Regions from separate parts of the Homo sapiens genome. Here region 2 is linked to region 1. A link is a contact called in ENCODE Hi-C or POLR2A ChIA-PET data. All regions are on one chromosome and are shown on one strand. Each heading gives the region's core, a stretch centred on a gene start or an enhancer-like site at or near the end of the contact. The rest is flanking DNA. Distances are from core to core; before and after follow the strand shown.

The links. A loop is a pair of places that touch in the nucleus more often than their neighbours do. ChIA-PET counts read pairs that join two places held with the same protein, here RNA polymerase II (POLR2A). Pooled maps may share reads with other maps.
Region 2: a loop to region 1 is called in a map of vagina, with 2.6 times the contacts of the local background. The contact joins two enhancer-like sites. A Hi-C loop is called at or near these places in 3 of 168 maps with a recorded cell type or tissue (cardiac septum, naive thymus-derived CD4-positive, alpha-beta T cell and vagina) and 7 of 50 pooled maps. POLR2A ChIA-PET finds 5 or more read pairs at or near these places in 2 of 52 experiments (GM12878 and Panc1).

The regions. Positions count from the first base shown.
Region 1 is chr15:95,285,555-95,289,929 of GRCh38, reverse strand. LETR1 (lymphatic endothelial transcriptional regulator lncRNA 1) reads left to right here. Exons shown (of 4, transcript NR_034095.1): 2 at 376-508; 3 at 1,462-1,628. Among named protein-coding and RNA genes, the nearest start is that of LETR1, 39 kb to the left of the region's middle. Within about 2 kb of position 2,022, at least 5 of the 41 ENCODE cell types and tissues checked have a DNase peak (open chromatin) inside an H3K27ac peak, as active enhancers do.
Region 2 is chr15:95,439,190-95,443,564 of GRCh38, reverse strand. The region is part of intron 1 of LINC00924 (long intergenic non-protein coding RNA 924); the gene reads right to left. Among named protein-coding and RNA genes, the nearest start is that of LINC00924, 8.3 kb to the right of the region's middle. Within about 2 kb of position 2,594, at least 2 of the 41 ENCODE cell types and tissues checked have a DNase peak (open chromatin) inside an H3K27ac peak, as active enhancers do.

The DNA.
Region 1 (4,375 bases), core at 773-3,272:
ATAACTAGAAATAAAGCCAGTTTTCACAGAAACATAAAGCACACCTTTTTCTGGACTTACAGTTGTGACCTAAGAGAGCAGGTGTATGAGTTAGGAGTCTCAAACTAAAAAACCTTTTAGAAAATGGTATCAACTTGTTAAGCACACTTGAAAAGATAATAAATACAGACATTGTAATATAAGTAAGGGTGGCTCATTCTTTTCGTGTTCTCCGGGTGTTATATAAAGAATGTTTTCAGTAAAATACAGATCCTTCTGTGCTTACACTTTGTGACATTCTTGCTGGGACAGTTTTACATTTTGAAGCTAAACAATTCATTTAAGAATTTTAGCTCAAGTCCATGGTTTTTTTGTTTTGTTTTGTTTTTGTTTCAGTTGACGATGGTCGTACTTCTCCATGTTCTGAGACCAGTTTAAACAAAAACAAAAACCAGACAACAACCTTGCAAGGGAAAGAATTCAGAGTAAATAAACAGTCTTTTTCTGGGAAGTAAAATATTTCCCTAAGGTAAGTTACTTTTCCAAGGGAATTACAGCATATCCCAATGTGGACTAACAGGCGTTTTCTTCTGGTCTGATTAACATTTAGGAAAAAATAGATTCCTGAAAATAGCCTATTGTGTAATTATGTGTCTGATTGGAACAGCAAAATGTCTTTGTTAAACATCTTTTTAAAAACCAATTTTACCATTTCCTTCCAAACATTTGTTAATTTAATTGTGTTAACCCTTGCATCCACATTATTGGTCATGTGGCTGGATTGATTAAGAACAGACAGGGATATAGATTTCCACCTACAGAAACTCTTTTCAAGGGGTTAATCAGCTGGTAACTTGAGTTACAAATATATTGGGGAAAATGGTACTTTTGGTAAGATTTCTCACAGTGTATTCTTCAGCTATTTTTGAAAATTATACCCACAAGTTACATCACATCTGTAATAAACTCTGCACTTCAAGCTGCAGAACCTTCCAAGATATTCTGTGGAGTTTGTTGTATTTTCCCCATTTCTATATTTAAAACAAATTTCCTACCCATCCACCCCCTCCTTGAATTCAGGGAAACACAAATAACTCATAAGCTTTGCACTGAAATGAGTTTGTTTTGCTTTCATGCCTAGTATTGCTTTTGAAATTGTTCAGCAGTAAAGAAAAGAAAAAGCTGCTGGTATTAGCTTTAAACAACCGCCACAAACATATTGTCTTCCTATTTATTCTAGGTTTTCTTTCAGCCAAAATCAGACTTGCAGAGTTATTCTAGAGCAGTTGGATGACATACAAAATCACAACCACCAAAATATACACTATATCTTTATAATGGGTTTTATGTACTCACAGATACACACACACACTATGTATATATTAAACAAAAATATGAAATTGACTCATTACAAAAGTAACCATCCGGGTATGTGAAAACTAAGAATTGTGACTTTGATATTAAGATATGTCCATTTTGCAGATGGAGAAATTGAGATGAGAGCTCATCCACAAGATTACCCATCAATGAGCACCAATAGCAACCAAATCCACTAGAAGACTGGGAGCTTTTAAGTCAAGAAACTTACATCAGTATCATCATTCCAAGAAGCGGTATCCAAGCTGTTTTATCGAAAGTGCGCATGGGAGGTAAGAGTTGGGAAAGATATCTGCAAACTAAATCTGGGGGATGCCTCTTCTTGAGGAGCTGGGGAAGAATAACCATGCTCAAGAATGTTCCTCTTTTAACAGAAACCCCTTTCTGAGGCACAGACCCTGCAGGCTCTGAAGAAATAGGATAGATTATTTCAGCTCTCTCAGCTTGGGAAGTGTGTTTGGAAGAGCATCTTCCTAGCTGCAATAATAAACAGCTCCAGCTGCAAGAGCTTTGCTAAACAAGCCTGGGCAAAACCGTTGGATTCCTTTCCTTTGACCATCTTAGATTTCCCCTGCAAGAGGCAAGGCAGGGAGCCTGCCCTGGAAATGTCCTCCTAGCCCTGCCCTGTGCAGCTCTGCGCTTCCCCAGGAACACACTCCCTCCCCCAGTCCGCCGCCCCACTTTTGTTTTATTTACGAATATGTTGCCAGAATTCCAATGAGTTATCTATTCTGTGGCCCCTTCATTTTCCCACCGAGGCCTTGTCGCCGGCTGACTCAGGGTCCAGTCGCAACAGTGAGAAGAAAAGAAGAGAGCAAAAGAATTCTTTTCAACTTTTTTTTTTTTTATGTTTCACTCATTTCTCTCTCTGTCTCCCCCAGGCCTCCTCCCCTCTCCTGCTCCCTCGTTCCCCCCACTCCCCAGCCTCCTAGGCTCTCCTTTACCCCCTTTATGTTACACGATCGCTCAAATTGAAGCTCAGGAGGGTCCTATAGGGAATGCATAGGAACCCTGGGAGAAAAAAGCCCCCAACAAGCTATACACCAGATGTATAACGTTATATGGTCAAACTGGCAAACACAAAAGCTGAAAAACAAAAGGCGTGAATTAGGGAGACGCATTCAAAGGCGTGTTTTCAAAACAGCCCGGCCAAGAGCCTGGATCCCCCTCCTGAGACTAAATGCTTGAAAGAAAAGGTGCTAAAGAAAGAAAGGAAAAGAAAAAAAGCCCATTTTTTCTAATTAGCTGAGGCCTAACAGGCGCTGAATTTCGCAACTAGTTTTCATCAAGGGGGTTGTGGCTCGTGAAACTGAAAAAAGATGCTTTTGAAACCTGTGATGTAGGCCCTTTCTCGGACCAGAGCTGGTCTCTCTCCTTGAGCTTTTTTCTCCCCCTCGCTTTTTGGGTTCTGCCTTGCTTCATATCTTGATCCCTTTTTTGCACCCTCCCCTCAAAGTACAAATATTATTTGGGCTTAAAAAGAGAGCAGGAGGGAAAGCCACAATGGCCCTCCCCGCCCCTCTTTCTGTCTGGTAGGCAGGGGGTTTTCCTTGCCAGCAACAGTCCTGAGTCGCTATGAATCTCATTCCAAAGCTCCGCAGAGCACCAAAGGGGAGGGAAAAGGTGTCACTGCAGGCTGAGAGTGTGTGTGTGTGTGTGTGTGTGTGTGTGTGTGTGTGTGTGTTTTCTGTAAACGCTGGGCTTAAAATTAAAAACCCTCCACTACTGTGATTTTAGATATTTGGAGGATGGTCTCTCGCTGAGCGTTTTTGCAAATGCAACTAGGCAATGTTTTCTAGGCAGCAAGGTAGATTCCCAGAGCAAAAGGTTTTGCTCCTCCTGCGCTTTCAGAAAGGACACACACAAGCAACCTGAATTTTTTTTTAATTCTGATTTGAAGTGTATAAAAGGATGTTGCAACCAGAGAGTTACTAGTCTTCTGCTGCATGAACAAATTATGAACTTGCATTCTTCAATCACATTTCTAATAGGAAAACAAAGCAGAACTCGTGGGTGAGAGTTGGTGGGCCGCCTGCGTTTGGAAGGGAGGCAACTTTAATTGCCGTGCTGTCTGGCTCGGATCCCTGTGGTCCTGCGTGGTGTGTTTTAGTAACAAACACTTGTTCTAATGAATTGGCCTTATTAGGGGGCTCCTCATATTCTTTTATAAAGAGCAGAGCTATTCTGAACTTCTGAATGCAACAGTCTCTTGATATTCTCACACTGAAGGCTGTAGTGTGGGATTGCATTCCCTCTCCTGTATTTTCATAAGGCTCGTATTTTTTAATGGCAGAAGAGTGAGCAGTGGTAGAAAGGTAAGAAAACTACAGAGCTTGCAGGTACCTGCCATCCATGGACCCAGGGCCATCAAAGAGGCTTGCAAAATCATTATGCTAAAGATGTATTTGCCTTCACAGCTGAACAATCCGGATTTTAGGTCAGTCACCTCCTGGCACATTTAAAAAAAAAAAAAAAACTCATGGCAATGGATAAAACAGATTCATTAGCTTTGATTAACCTTCTTTAACTAGAGTTAAAAACCTGCCGTAGGCAGCTCAGCTACCAATGCAGCCTTGAAGATACTTTATCATGTTTAAGACCCAATTACTGTTGCACTGAGTAAGAATAAAACATCACAATAAAATGTGGTACAAACCGCAACTCTAACGCACACAGCAAATAATCATTAATTTACAACAGCAACTTTCCCATTTCTATGGTTTTTCTGATGGCTGCACTTAGTTCAAGTTGAATACCTTGGAATTCGATGCTGATATGAGAAACTAGTTCCCCAGCTGTATTGACTGATGGCTTTTTTTTTTTTTCTGTCTTATAGCTTTAGTTTGGAGACTCAGAAGACTCTTTTAAAAATTTCCAAGTAAAATAAAAAAGAGAAACTAAAGTCAAAACAGGGTCTGTGGAACTAGGTTTATATAAGAGACAGGGAGGGAGAGAGAGAGAGAGAAAGGATTAAAATGGTTGAAACTTTAGAATTTTATAACAATTTCTTATTAATAAT
Region 2 (4,375 bases), core at 1,345-3,844, 150 kb before region 1:
GCAGCCTTCTGACCCATTTAATCTCCCTACTTTCTCAGGTGGAAACATAAGAACCACCGAGTCCTCTTTGCACACTCTGAGGGCCAAGGAAACCACTGGAGGGTAAAGAGAAAAGATTCCTCCATCATCTTCCCAGGTACATTTCACACCACAGCCCCAGCAGCCCCACCCTCATAGGGCAATCTGACTGGCTTCCCAGTAGACTTCTTATGTCTGATGTCCTCTTTTGACCAATCTTGGGCACAGTCTTAATGGACACTTCACTTAGAAACTCAAATAAGCACATGTCAAGTCTTGCAAAACTCCCCCTCATCACGATCCTCTTCTCTGTCATGGCAACACTGAAATGTGCTGCAGCTTCTTGGCTCCAGCATGCATCTAGAGGGAGAGCAAGAAGTCAGTTTCCCTTTGTCAAAGGGGCCCCCAAGCTCTACATGTTATTTTCTTGAAGTCCTCATTCTGGCCCTCCGTTAACTTTGGAATGAACAGGAATTAGTCTCTTCCCATGAACATGCATTCCTCAAAGAGCTGAGAGAGTTTCTTCACCATGATACCCTCTGTTGGTAGACAAGAAATAAGATATGAAGCTGAGAATGGGTGATCAATGGCCACCGATCTCCATTCACATCACTTGGGGAAGATGACTGGGCCCGCCTGTAGGTGCCTCATTGGTGTCTTGAGACAGACTATAAGGTTCCAGTGATTCTTCCTTTTTGTAGGTTCTCATTGTTGATTTCAGGGAAATCTGAAAAGTTAAGACCCACTATGTATATACAGGAGCTAACCAGGATGTGTTTTGTTTGCAGGGGCCAAATGGATACTATATGACTCCCACTTCTCCTTTCCACTGCATCATCTGTCATCTGAAAAGGGAATACGTTTAGAATCAACAGAATGTTGGTGCCAGAAGGGAGTTGCCAACAATCCTCTATCAATTAGTAGTAGAAGTGGAACACTTTTCCTCCTTGTTTTAGCCTGAGTTCTTTCCAGTTGCAGTCATGCCTTTAACCACAATATCCATTTGTGATCTTGGATTTGTCTTGTTTCTAATATTTGAGGGACAGAGGCGGGGAAAGAAGCAAATGAGGTTACCAGAGCTGGTTTTGTTTTCAAGGGTCAAATGGGTACCGTGTCACTTCTACTTCTTCTGCCCACTCCATCCCTACTTCCGGAAGACCAAGTGTATTTTCTCCTTCTTCCCCTCAAGTGTCCTCTAGAGTTTTCCACACTGCTTCTTAATACACATAGCTCTGCTTCTTGCTCCTTACTGGAAATAGGCTCAGTGCTGACGGGATCTGACCTATTGGTGGGTGGAGGGGAATGAAAGGTCAAAACTGCATTTGACCCTTTGTTCCACAGACTTACTTCATAGCCGAGCAGTCACATTTTGATTTAAACTTCTTTTTTTCTAGGCTCTAGATCGGTTCCTTACCTTGGAGCATGCCCCCTTTACTGATCTCATACATTTTTATTTTATTTGATGCTTCATGTTATGCTTGGATTATAGAACTTCCATTCGGTAAAGGTTCTGTAACAAATTGTTCTTTTGTACAACTGCCAGATATCTCAGACTAAAAACATATTGGGGGGAGAAAGCCAGATAAAAAATTAAATGAAGGCAAAATTAGAGGCCTGCTAATAAAATCAGATTTTCTTGACACTTTTAGTCAATGCAAAAATAATTGTGGGAATATAAAAGGTTTTTTATGGTCAATTATTCTTGTCTTAGTAAGTATCTATAATCATAATCCCTCAGAATAGGTAATAATCCTCTGCAGAGGGAAGTGAGACTTCCCCACAGAACCATAAGGAAAGTAAAACGTTATCATATGCATGCATAAAATATATTAATATTGAAATGTGCTGGCTGTAAGGTCAGGTGGGGAAATAGCTTTTTTTTCCGCCCTGAAAAAAAAATATATATATATATATATATATATAAACTATCTGACTTTATTGGGCTGCTGACATCCAATTGATCTGCATTATTCTTAGCTGGCAAGAGCCTATATACCTAAATGCCTCAGATAATAGGTATTACAGTATTAGGTAAAAAGCCTCCATGCAGTCTATAGCAAATATCAAAAAGGTAGAAAGTGTAAAATAAGGGAGATTAAGATGACACCAGAAAGCGTTGAATGAGGTGTCATTTTGCATTTAGAAAGACAACCAGGAAAGTTAAGACAGAAGAAAAAAAATGCCCCTTTCTCACTAGCTGCCCTTAAAGGTTTACAAATGATCTGTTAACAGAAATGAGTTTCTCTTGGGCTTCAGACACCATTTATTACTCTGGGAGAGAGACAAAAAAGGAGATGGAAAAGACTGGCAAATTATGCTTATTTGAAGGCAAAATGCTTCCCATCAGCAACATGATGAAAATGTACCAAAGGTGTCAGCCAGATGTTGACATGTTAATATTTTTCATGAGGTCTTTCACTGAGGAATGAGTACAAAGAACTTTTTGGGTGTTCTTTAGAATATGAATTGAAATGCATTGCTATGCTAGCTGCCTTGCCTGGGAAATCACGATCGTATTTGATGATGAAGAGGAAGAGGAAGTGTGTCCTAAATAGGGGGCTTGAACCTCGATTCCCTGGCTGCCTCCCAGATGTCTTGTGCTACGAATGGGCTCATCTGATCTCTCCTAGTCAATTTCATTCTGGAAAGTAGCCAGTGGGCCTAGTTCACGACCCAGTGATGTCATTATAATTCATTCTCCCTCACCACAAAGACTTCGGAACTTTCCAATTTACAATGGGTCTTTTTAATAAAGAAGAGAGTCATGTACAGAATTTTTAAGTGTTTCTAATGATTTATCTTTTTTTTTCTTGTTATAGCCTCAAAAAGGCCTATCTTCTTTGTATGAATGGACTATCAAAATCATTTAAAGAATTTTATATCTTTGTTAAAGTACACGATGTGTTTTATGGGCTGAAAGGGGATAACTGAAGCTTATTATAAGAGAACATTGTGTCCGAACAGAGAAACTTTACATTTTATGCATAAAGAATAGAGGATCTAAAATTTCATATGACTTAGGCCATGCTTCATCATGAACACTTACAAAGTAATTCTAAGTAGGAAATATGCCATTTTTAGGGATGTATTCTGTGTTTTGAGACTGGATTTATAAGATGAGGGAGGGGCTGGAGGCTGAGAGAGACATATGTAAGTCATTTCAGAGCACAGGCTGTATCATCCATGTGTTCTCTCAACACCTCTCATGGGCTGTAAGGAAATATTCACTGATGAAGATTACATATGAATTGAACTCAGCATTGGAGAGTTAGGGCCGTCTCCCAGAACCTCACCTCCTTGCACTTGGCTTACCCTCCTTGCTAAAATAAACTTTGCTGGATGACGTCACTTATCCTTGGCATGGATCTTTAAAATCCTGGGTAGTACAAGCCTAGTGGATGATCAATGCATTTGTGGCCTGCACTGTAATTTAACTTGCTCTGTCTGACAGGAGATGTGGAATAGCTAAAGAGAGGCTTTACTTGTAATCTTCTTATCGCCTTATCCTGGAGTGTTTGTGAAGAGCAAGGCCTTCCCTACACTAACTCCCAGCTGAGGGTTAAGGCTAAGAAAGAGAAATTGCCCTGTTATGTGTCTGATGGTGTGACCTGACAAAGCCCTCTCTGGATACCTTGTGAACCCTGGCCTTTCATGGCCAAACGCACCTTGCCTCTCCTGAACCACTTGTTTGTGTTCTGTGAGCTGATTAACAGAAATAACTTGCTATAATTATGATGTGCTGGGAGAGAAAAAAAATTGTACTCTTTTCTTACCGTTTCTTTTTTTTTTTTAATTTTCTTTCTCGTTTTTTTTTTTTTTTTTTTGAGACAGAATCTTGCTCTGTCACCCAGGCTGGAGTGCAGCAGTGTGATCTTGGCTCACTGCAGCCTCTGCTTCCCAGGTTCAAGTGATTCTCATGCCTCAGCTTCCTGAGTAGCTGGGACTGCAGGTGTGCACCACCACACCCAGCGATCCTGTTTCTTTTCTAAAGCATAGAATTCTAAATTAGATCATCATCCTTAGACCACTACTAGCAAGAGACCGTGAGTGAGCAGAGGGAGGTGGCCAGACCAGCGCAGGCTGGACAGGAGACAGGGAACACCTTACCATGGAAATGGTATAGAAACGGACAAGACTGACAGAAAGAGTGGGGGGGTGGAGGAATATAAAAAAGGAAAAAAAAAAAAGAAAAGGAGGCAGAGTGAGAGAAGGAGAGAGAGGGAGAGAGAGGGAGAGAGAGGGAGAGAGAGGGAGAGAGAGGGTCTTAATGAGAAATACACACAAGTGGAGGAGCTCAGGAGAAAAGCAGCTCAGGGTGTGGCAAAATGAAGGAGGGTGGCATGCAGACAGAGGGCTT